Linked DNA regions of Mus musculus: region 2 is linked to region 1. A link is a loop called in an ENCODE intact Hi-C map of the cell type or tissue named here. Cell type or tissue: heart. All regions are shown on one strand. Each heading gives the region's core, and the rest is flanking DNA. Links, peaks and the distances in the headings are about the cores only.

Region 1 (5,369 bases), core at 312-5,311:
AGAATCTTGGCAATATTCTAGTGTTTTGTTTAAAATGTTACTTGCAATTATAATTCTTTTCTAGTTTAAAACTAAAAGTGTCTACTTTTTAATTAGAAAGCTAAAATTAATCTATTACTTCCTTCAATTCAAGTACTATTTATATATTAATATATACTTACATCAATATATACTAATATTAATATATTAATAACACACACTATAATTAATATGTATATATCAACAAAGGGCTCAAGGCCTTGGTTTTTGAACACTACCATTGGGGAATCACCAAAAATTAATTTGTCATCATGTATATTCTCTTCAGTATTAAGAATAAAAGATGCCATCAGGGCGTGGTGGCGCACGCCTTTAATCCCAGCACTTGGTAGGCAGAGGCAGTCGGATTTCTGAGTTCAAGGCCAGCCTGGTCTACAAAGTGAGTTCCAGGACAGCCAAGGCTACAGAGAGAAACCCTGTCTCAAAAAAAAAAAAAAAAATCAACAAAACAAAACAAAATAAAAAAAGAATAAAAGACCAAATAAAAAACCAATTTCCTAGCTTCTAAAAGATTAAATGTGTTCACTTTCCAAAATTTGCATAATGACTCCCTAAACCCCACTGTGATGGTATTTCCAAGTAAGGCTGTCCCAAAGATAATTGAGTTTAAGTGAAGTGGGAAGCTCCTAACGGGATTAGTGACCTTAAATGAGACTAGAGCAGTCACTGCCACAGGAGAACACCAAGGAGGCAGCGGGTATCTACAAGCCAGAATTCTCACTAGAACCCAGCCTGGCCTTGAACTTCCATCAGAACTGTGGCCAAGCAGATTAATGTTCATTACTCATATCCAGTCCGGGGTATTTTATTATTGCATCTAAAACCAAGCCAGAGCTGACTTTGGAGGAAGGAATGCAATGTGGAGCCTGGGAAACGGCTAGGCAGGAAATCTCAGTCCCAACCCAGGGGGCCTTACAGGATGCAAGCAGAGAGCAGACTGCCCCAGGCTCTTCTCTGCCTCCCAGGCTCCCAGGCACAAACCAAAAAGAAAAAAAAAAAGGGGGGGGGATATTATATTGTATAGCAAAGTAAATGTCATCTCTCCAAATAAAACTCTGGTTTGTTTTACAGCCTCAAGTCTAAAAGCTAACGTCTTCTGCTCTTCCTTTAACCAGGGTTTTTTTGTTTGTTTGTTTGTTTGTCTTTTGCCTTTTTCAATTTTCAGGGGTTTTTTGTTTTTCTTTTTAACTCATCAATGTGTGTGATTGTGTAGGTGTGAGCATCGCAGCACGGGTGTGGAGGTCAGAGGTTAACCGTACAGCCGTTCTCTCCTTCCACCTTTACAGGGATCTACCTCAGGTAGTCAGGCTTGAGCAGAAAGCACCTTTACCACCTAAAGCCATCTCACTGGCCAATAACCAGGAAATTAAAAACAGATATTTTCCCCAAAAGATTATTTTATGCCAAGTAAAACAAGGGACTTGTGCCCTACAGAAACAGAATGCATAATTCATACTGTAAAAGCCTTAACTGAAAATTATTTAAACATCAAAGTAATCTGCCAACAGACTGATCACAAAGTGCAAGTTTGCTACAATTTAGTTGGGTGGAAAGAATGAACGTAACTCTACATTTTGGAAAACATGACTGTTTTGATATTGCAGACTGGTATGCTCTATCGACTAAACTTGCACAACTTTCCATCATCAGCATTTTTAAACATTGCCTATAAATCATACTGAATAAAACATGTAACTTTTTTGTTTAAAGATTTTAATAAACCTACAAGGACACGCCCTAAATAATATACTTAAATCAGATTTTAAGTCTCCACCCATTTCCAATTACTCCAGAGAGAAGGAGGGGGGAGGGGAAGAGAGAGAGGTAGTCATTTTAGGAAGATTCAGGAAAAAGAAGTACAGCCAGATCTGCATGCCGGCATGAAGGCCTAAGGATGATTTTAATGGAATGAGTTTTTGTTCATCACACTATAATTAGGCGTACTTAAATGTAGGAAAAGAAAAATGATTTTTTTAAAAATTACGACTATTACTCCATGAGTTCAGTCTAAATATGAATGATTTCAAATTCACGAATCCGCATATTTAAAAAAAAAATCTGTAAGCAGACATGTCAAATTTACAACAGTAAATAGCACGAATGGGACGGGGCACACGCAGAGAGGAAGAGCCTCAACGCCGACTTTATTCGAACCGTGTTCCGTTAACAACGTAGTGGAAGGACTAGAAACCACACATCAAACTGGTTGGTTTTTTTGCGGCGTTCCGGAAGTCCACAAATTTGCAAAAAAGTTAGCACCATTACTGTCCTTTTGTCTGCTTTATGCTGCCACCCAGGTGGCGGGGAGCGACAGCTGAGAAGCAGCACCGCACTCTCCCCAACCGCGAACAAAGCCATGCGGGGCGGCAGGGGTCCGCGGGCCGGCCCGGGACCAGAAGGGGCAGCGCCGGGTCCCCGCTCCCAGGCCCCCGCCGCCCGCGGGCCGCCGCGCACCGCCAACCGCCGCCGAGCAACGGCCACCCGCCCTGCCCGCCCCGCCCGCTCGCGCCGGCCCAGCCCACCTGTTGGTCGCACTCGGGGCACGATTTGGTGGCCATCTTCACTTTCTTGGCTCGAGTTGCAGACATGCTCCCCTCCTGAGCAGCGGTGGAAGCAGCGCCGTGCCTCCGCTGCTCCACACAGCGCGTCCTCACTCCAGCCGCGACCCAGCCGTGGAGGCGCGCGTGCGCGTGCGCGGGGCTGCGTGCGGGTTGGAGGAGGGGGGCGCCGCGGCCCTTCCAGGGAAGTCCCATCGCCACGCCCTCTAAGGCGGTGGACCGCTCGGGGGCGTGGCTCCGACGAGACTCCACCAACCAACGCACAGGTGGGCCGAGCCCTGGTGCTGGGCACGCCCCCTCGTCGGCCCCAGAACCAGAGCCTGAAATGGTTACTGGCAACGGAAAACCTCTCTGCAAATGTCAGCAATGCTAATCCGAGAGAAATTATAATAGACACTCGATGAAACCCCTAGGCTTCCAGCGTCAGGGGTATAAACTTCACTATTCATTAAATAATTGCCTACGATCCACTATTAAGCACACCGAATAAGAAATGTCTGCCTTCAAGGAACAGTCTACAAGGCTTTGTTTTTGGAGGGGGTGGAGAGGTTGGTCTGGTTTCATCTTGTGTATCACTGATACTGAGTAGTTTAAAATTAAAAGCAAATTATTTGAAAAGTGAAACAAAATGCTGTGCACTCCTATCATCCCAGCTTTCACTGCTCTTGTTCAGATCTACAGTGAGAGAGCAGAGAGATATTTTTAAACTGTAGTTTGATGAAGAAAGGAGCATGAGCTGGGTATAAAGTTGCAGAAAAGGGAGGGGTAACACACAGAGCATCTGCCATTGTTAAAGAGACTCCTCATACTCTGTACTATAGGAAAGGTATCTCAGGACAAAGACACTACCTGTCCAAAAAAAAAAAATCTAAACGTGTGAAAATGTAAAGTCAGTTAAAAGAAGTGTGTGTGTGAATAGAGTCCTTAACACAAGGGTTCCCCAATCCCAAATAACCCCCTAAGGAAGTCTCCAGGATCAGCCTTGAAGGGACACAAAACTTCTGCCACTTTGGATCAAAGGGAGCAGATGACATCTGGAGCTGACAGCATTATCTTGGGCTACTGGTCTTGCAAGTAAGAGAAATGTAATGTTCACTGCCTGGACACACACACGACCTTTACTCTCTCAAGAGGGCACACTAAGCCCGGTGTGGTGTCTGCACGCTTTTAATCCCAGCACTCAGGAGGCAGAGGCAGTCGGATTTCTGAGTTCGAGGCCAGCATGGTCTACAAAGTGAGTTCCAGGACAGCCAGAGCTATACAGAGAAACCCTATCTAAAAAAAAAGAAAAAAAGAAAGAAAAGAGGGCACACTAGGGAGATGGATCACAGGAAGAAAGAAAGTGGGCTTAGAGTTAGTGATTTTTCTGTATCAGCTGGGGTCAGAACTCACAGTCCTGTTTGATTGCCAAGTTGGAAAAGAATTGACACACGAATGTGGGTGGAGGGCAGGGAATTACTGTTCCATGCCACTAAATTCCTGGAACAAGACAGAGGCCTTTTGTGTAAACAAAGTCTCTCAAAGTCTCTCTCTCTCTCTCTCTCTCTCTGCATATGTGTGTAACATTTGTGCAAAAGTTTTATGTATTCTGGCAGATTAAAAAAATGAATTTCTTGTCAAGATTCATGGCATTCCATTAAAATTTGATTATTTAAAAAGAGAGAGGTGTAAGTATGAGGGGCCACCAAGCCTTGTACTACAAGCTGCAGAGACCAGGCATGCATGGCAGGATCAGATTTCCTGCAAGGCGGCACCAAAAGACTATTTTCAAAAGCTGTCAAGGTGAATCCTTAGTTTCAACAGAGACCCCAAAATATTAGAGATGCCACAAGCATGGTACATGCATGAGGAAAAGCTCTGGGCTTGGAGAACTGGACCAGAAGCAGCATCACATGAGCTGTAGTTGGGATAGGGGAAGACTGGGCCTGTCCAAGGATCTCAGATGAGTCCATCCCAAACCAAGAGGCTGAAGGTGAAGCTGAAGGGCATAGTGATTGATCTGAAGGTTTTAGTCTTCACTTGATCGTATCTTTCTTTACTGTGCTTCATTCATGAGAATATTTACTCTCTATTGCGGGGCTCTGGGTGTAGGGGAAGAGGGGAGTAGGAGAGAGTGCCCGCGACCCGCCAGAGTTCCTGTGCTCTGGGCGGCAGATGCGGGAGGACTGCAGAACGCTTTCCACGCAGCTCTGAGTGGGCATCTGGCTGTGTGAAGCCACTGATCCCACACAGCGGAGGGATGGGCAAGGGGCAGCCCCCGTACCAGGTTCTCAGTCTCCATCATCCCACGCTGGATACAGCAGAGGAGCTGAGAAAACACACTCTCGCCCCAGAGATACCAGAAGAGGGCAGAGGGAGAGAGGTTCCCATGCAGGCGAGAGTCTTTAGTCCAGTTCATGGGTGGAACACAGGAAGGCCTTCTGACAGGAGGTTAGAAGTGGCTCCTTAGAAGAAAGTCCATCCCATCGTCCAAGCACAGCGGGCCTTGATGAACAGTCTATGGTTTTAGAGCTTTATTGTAGAACGGCAAGGGGAAAAAGAGAAGGTAAAAGAGAGAGTGAGAGACCAGTCAGAGCCAAGAGGAGAGAAGGGGGAAAGAGAGAGAGAAGAAGAGAAAGAATAAGATAGGTGAAAGCTTAAGAGAGTAAGAGCTTAGAGAGAGTGTGTGAGGAAAGTAAAAGCTTAAGAGAGCAAGGAGGGAGCCGGGCAGCGGTGGCGCACGCCTTTAAATCCCAGCACTTGGGAGGCAGAGGCAGGCGGATTTCTGAGTTT
Region 2 (5,369 bases), core at 68-5,067, 60 kb after region 1:
CATCTCTCCCTTAATAAACTATTTCTTTCCTTGTAAGAGAAGATGACAGAGAAGCAGCAGCAGCCTCCTATACCACATAAATAACTTCTTTGCAGGGACTTGACAAGTCAGACTCGTTTACTAAGGAATACTTAGAGCTATCTTTGGCTTCTGTTCTCCCTGACACATTCCTCTTTCATGAGTAATCGATTTGTTTGATCAAAGTGTATGGTAGTCCCTTGAGGAGAGATCAACAAGAGTGTGGTGTAACTTCAGGATCCAAGTTCTGCCAAGTCCCACCAGAACTTTCTCCTCAGTTGCTCATGGTAGGTACTGCTGCCTCCATTTCACACATGAGGAGGACAGTGACATGCTTGAAGTCAGGTGACTCAAAAGTGGTTGTGTGCAATTATTCTCAGCCCACCACCACCTCAATTTCCTGCTTCTGTCTCCCCTATACTGCCTCTCCCCTACACTGAATAAATAGTGTCTCCTTTTCCCAAGTTTCATAAGACAAATGTGTTTGTTGCGACTGTGCAAACTCTGGGCTGTTTGGCCTCAAAACTCCCAGAATTACAAAATGTTCAAGACACCAAGGGAAAAAGGAGGCCATTTAACTCAATTTATTTTGCAGATAGGGAGTCTGAGGCAGAGGGAAGGAAATCAACTCCATCATGTCCTCCATCATGTCTTCCATCATGTCCTTCATCATGTCCTCCATCATGTCCTCCATCATGTCCTCCTTGCAGAAGTTTGTGGCTCAGCCTGTTAGCTTACATTTCTTTCTTTTTTATTTTTTTTAAGGAATTTTTTAAAAAAAGATTTATTTATTTTATTTTATTTATATGAGTACACTGTAGCTGTCTTCAGACACACCAGAAGAGGGCATCAGATCCCATTACAGATGGTTGTGAGCCACCATGTGGTTGCCAGGAATTGACCTCTGGAAGAGCAGTTGGTGCTTTTTTTTTTGGTTTTGGTTTTGGTTTTTGAGACAGGGTTTCTCTGTATAGCCCTGGCTGTCCTGGAACTCACTCTGTAGACCAGGCTGGCCTCGAACTCAGAAATCCCCCTGCCTCTGCCTCCCGAGTGCTGGGATTAAAGGTGTGCACCACCACGCCGGGCACAGTTGGTGCTCTTAACCGCTGAGCCATCTCTCCAGCCCCCTAGCTTACATTTCTACCTTTGCACCAATTGCACACTCAACCTAGTCTTGTCCCAAGCTTGCTCCGTGTAGTGGCTATTCCTGGTTTTCAGCTTGACTATATCTGGAATGAACTGCAATCCAGAATTAGAAGGCTCTCTGAGGCATAGTGGGTATGAATCCCAGAAGATTAAGACAGGGAGATCTCTGAGTTCATTGTTATCTGGGATTAAAGGTGTGTGCCATCACACCTTTAATCTGGACTATGCCTTCTGCTGGAGACCTACATAAGGACATCGGAAGAAGGAAGATTCACTCTTCTTTGCCTGCTTACCATGTGGGACTGAGCAACTGCTAGATCCTTGGACTTCCATTCACAGCTGCTGCTGACCATTGATGGGGAGTTGGACTACAGAATGTATGCCATCAACAAATTCCTTTACTATATAGAGACAACTATATAGCTGTTGTTTACTGTATAGTTCTGTGACTCTAGAGAACTCTTTCTAATACACTCCGCATGTGCAAAATGCATGTGTGGAGGGATCTACTGGCTGGATACTTTTGCCCAAAGTAATTGCCACCATGTTCTGTGTAGTCAACAAATATTTACTAAGTGCCTATATAGTGTTAGAGATGTTGTGAAATCAACGGACAGAAACAAAACAAAACAAAATAAAAACATTGTTTTTATCCTTCTGAGTCCTCTAGAAGTATCTAAATGAGGTAAATTTTAGATGCTAGGAAGGCTAGAAAGAAAATAAAATGGATACAATGGATGTGAGGTGGGCCTTCGGATAGAGAGGTGATGCAAAACTGTAGCACTTGGTGTGTGGTCCCTTCCTACAACCTCCCTACCCCCATCCCCCCACCCCACCCTCCCCATACACAGATTTTTGCTAACAAGAACGTTGATTCTGAGAAGGAGACTGGGTGGCATATCAAGTTTCAGTGGCCCTACTTCCTAACCAGCTGCCCCTGAGTGGCTAGGAGAACCATATGGCTGGGATGATGAAACTCAAGGCGAAGAGTGCATCACCACGCATCCCACGTCACTGTAGGTGTCCCGAGGTGAGGGTGAAGGGAGGCGGGGTGTGCATCTAGGGAGAAGCAGCCAAGTAGCAAATAAAAAATTCCAAAAGCCTCTGGAAAGGACAGTCGCTGCCTTAAAGTAGGGATTCTCTGTCACCAAGACCCCGCCCAGACGACCGCTCCCCACCCCCCGCCCAGCCCAGTCTGGCCTGCGCCAGGCTTTAGAGGACTTGTAGTTTATCCGGTTCATCACTGCAGTGTTGATACGGTCAAGACAACTACAAGACCCAGAAGTCAGCGCGCAGGCCCGAGGCGGAGTCGGCGGCGGTGGGTGTGCGAATACAGGGAGCCAGGAGGTGCTGGTGCCAGGCGCCAGGATGCGGTGGCCGGCCACCGGGTTTGGGAGCAGCCCAGGCTCACCTTAACCGGAGCGGTGCGGACGGTCCCGCGGCGACAGGCACGTTGCATACCCACATTAGGCGCAGCTCCGGCAACCTAGCGGTGTAGCGTCTTGGTGCTGCAGTGGCAGGGTGCAAGGTCCCAGTAACCAGAGGGTGGGAATACAGCCCTGGAGCTAGGCTGGCGCTGCCGGCCGAGAGCCTTGGGTTCTTGGGGGACTGGTGTCCACCTGGGGCTGTGCGTGACGTCTTGCTCTCCTTCTTTCTGGGCCAGGGCTAATCTCGGCAGGTTCGCGATGCAGCGGGCAGCGGTGCTGGTGCGGCGGGGCTCCTGCCCCCGCGCCTCGGGCCCCTGGGGCCGTAGTCACAGCAGCGCTGCAGCCGAAGCCTCGGCGGCGCTCAAGGTGCGACCGGAGCGCAGCCCTCGAGACCGCATCCTCACCCTGGAGTCCATGAACCCGCAGGTGAAGGCGGTGGAGTACGCTGTGCGGGGACCCATCGTGCTCAAAGCCGGCGAGATCGAGATGGAGCTGCAGCGGGTGAGCGCAGGGCCTGCGGGGGGCGAGGCCAGGGGGCGTTCATGGCGGGAAGAACTGTGGCAAGCTACTTTGGGGTCCTCCTGAAGGACCTCCAACCCTCCGAAACCCCCCACCCCCTCGGCTTTCAGCTTCTTCTTTGTGCCATTTTTGGCTAAAGCGAGAGAACGCCCCCTCTCTCTCCCGTCACCCACCAGTGCCCCGCATCTGGCACAAAGTGAGGCCTTCGACGGTTCACTTGTTGAATTGTGCCCAGTTATTGAGCGGCCTCTGCTGCCAGGCACTGCGTGTTCCCTAAGTGCCCTACCCTCGTGGATCCCTTGGAAGGGGGAAAACAAGCAAATATAGAAGTGAGAGTTTCAGATAGAGAATAAGTAAGTTCTTTGAAGTGAGACGAAGGGGCTGGGGGGGGGGGTGGCGAGGTGAAAACCCTGTTAAGTAGGAGCGGAGGGAGGAAGGAAGACTGTGTGACTGGCTGGTTTGTTCCCGAACCCTTTTTTCTGGCAGAGGCCTGCTGGGTGTTTGCCAGCCACAGTGGCTTGACAAGACCGGGACTCTGGAAAAGAGATGGGTAGAATTCCTTATTTTGTACCCCGAGAACCTTTGATTGCTATAGTGGGAGAGTTGGGTCCTTATGACCTTAATGAGGTGAACCTGGGACTTCATCTTGGTGATACCAGCCAGGGAGGCTGGCTTGAACTTAGCTGTGTCTCCCTGTCCCAACTAGGGTGGTTTGGCCGTATGTGAAACCAAGTTCTTTGTTCTGGGGCCAAGGTCTGACTATGTAGCCCAGGTTGTCCTCGACTCCACATCCTCCTACCTGCACCTGCTATGCGTCGGGGTTTACAGGCATCCAGGCACAGAACACAATGCCCTGCTAAGATACTGGGTTTTAAACTGGGTGAGATTTGGAAGGCAGAGTCAAGAGGGAACATCACTACTAAGATTAAAAAGAAAACGTTAGCTGGGTGGTGGTGGCACATGTTTTTAATTTTAGCACTTGGGAGGCTAAAGACAGGCAGATCTCTGTGAGCTCTAGGCCAGCCTAGTCTGCAGAGTGAGTTCCAGGACAGCTAGGGCTACACAGAGAAAGCCTGTCTGGAAAAATCTTAGGAAGAAGGGAAAGAAGGAAGGAAGGAAGGAAGGAAGGAAGGAAGGAAGGAAGGAAGAAAGAAGGGAAGGAGAGAAAGAGAAAGAAGAAAAAGGTCACCAGATCATTCTGATTCAAGATGTGGATGGATGGGAGGGTTTCTTGATTTTGTTTCCATACTCAGCAGATCCCAGTGTCTGCAGAGTAGCATGGTCACTCAGTATCCTTGAGTATGTAAGAAGAACTCTTAGAATCTCTCTCTTCTTTCCATTGGAATTTTTTATGAAGCCTACCTACATCAGATACCCAATTCTACTAAAAACGCTGTGTCGGATCCATCAGTGTCTATTGCTGACTCTTTGCAGGGCTGAGTTTATTTATTTATTTTTTTAGATTTGTTTTTATTATTTTAAAATATGTATATGTGTGTAGTTATGTGCACATAAGTGCAGGTGCCCATGGAGACCAGAGAAGTTTCTTGGTGGTACAAGCTTAGGCAGGTCGATTTCTGAGTTCAAGGTCAGCCTGTTCTACAGCTACACAGAGAAACCCTGTCTCCAAAAACCAAACCAAGCAAAGCAAATCAAGAGTTGGATCTTCTTGGAGCCGAAGTTCCAGGTGCTTGTGAGCCGCCTGATGTGGGAACTGAACTGGATTCCTCTGCTACTAACCTTCCACCATCTCTCCTGCCCACTGGGCTGTTTAAAGGTTGGCCCAGAGAAGGCTGGCTCCGTTTTTTTGTGCCTGACACACTGGTGGGCTAGAGACATAGAGCCTGTGCATTTCTTTTTCAAACTTTGATATCTGGGAGGCTGCAGCTGTCTCTTCTCAGGACAACAGTCTTCCTGCTAAAACAAAGCCAGGCTGAAAGTGTTCCCTGTTCTGCCCCACCACAGTTGGTTTCTCTGCATCCAGAGCTGGGAGAGATTCCAGGAATTCTTTCTATCTTTCGTGAAATAGCTGCTTTCCTGTTGGACCCGTAAAGCAGAGGATGGGGAGAGCTAGAGAGCACTGGCCTTAGTCTCAGGCCGCCATACTGTTATTCCCGCTCCATTGCCCCCCAGTTCACTATGTTTTGGGGGGATGTTTTAGCGGCAGAGAATGTGTGAGAATGGTCCAAGAGCAGGCAGTGCTGTGATCAAAGGCAAGAAGCTGGGAAGTTCTGGGTCTAGCGGCAGGTTAGGGATTGA

What was found. Peaks named below come from ENCODE experiments on the same cell type or tissue, not always from the same donor. Only the 100,000 strongest peaks of a DNase experiment are listed, where the experiment ranks them.
Region 2: it touches region 1 in a loop (2.2-fold over the local background); 1 of 42 quality-filtered maps calls a loop at or near these places.

Annotation. Positions count from the first base shown.
Region 1 is chr8:85,430,098-85,435,466 of GRCm38, forward strand. 4921524J17Rik (RIKEN cDNA 4921524J17 gene) reads right to left here and starts at 2,744. Exons shown (of 4, transcript NM_025722.3): 1 at 2,562-2,744. The coding sequence starts at 2,627. In heart, for the core only: a CTCF peak has its summit at 2,671; DNase peaks (open chromatin) are centred at 894 and 2,784; H3K4me3 peaks cover 3,452 bases; H3K27ac peaks cover 3,402 bases.
Region 2 is chr8:85,490,078-85,495,446 of GRCm38, forward strand. Gpt2 (glutamic pyruvate transaminase (alanine aminotransferase) 2) reads left to right here and starts at 2,499. Exons shown (of 12, transcript NM_173866.4): 1 at 2,499-2,612; 2 at 2,828-3,092. The coding sequence starts at 2,850. In heart, for the core only: a CTCF peak has its summit at 2,588; a DNase peak (open chromatin) is centred at 2,444; H3K4me3 peaks cover 2,259 bases; H3K27ac peaks cover 1,635 bases; H3K27me3 peaks cover 939 bases.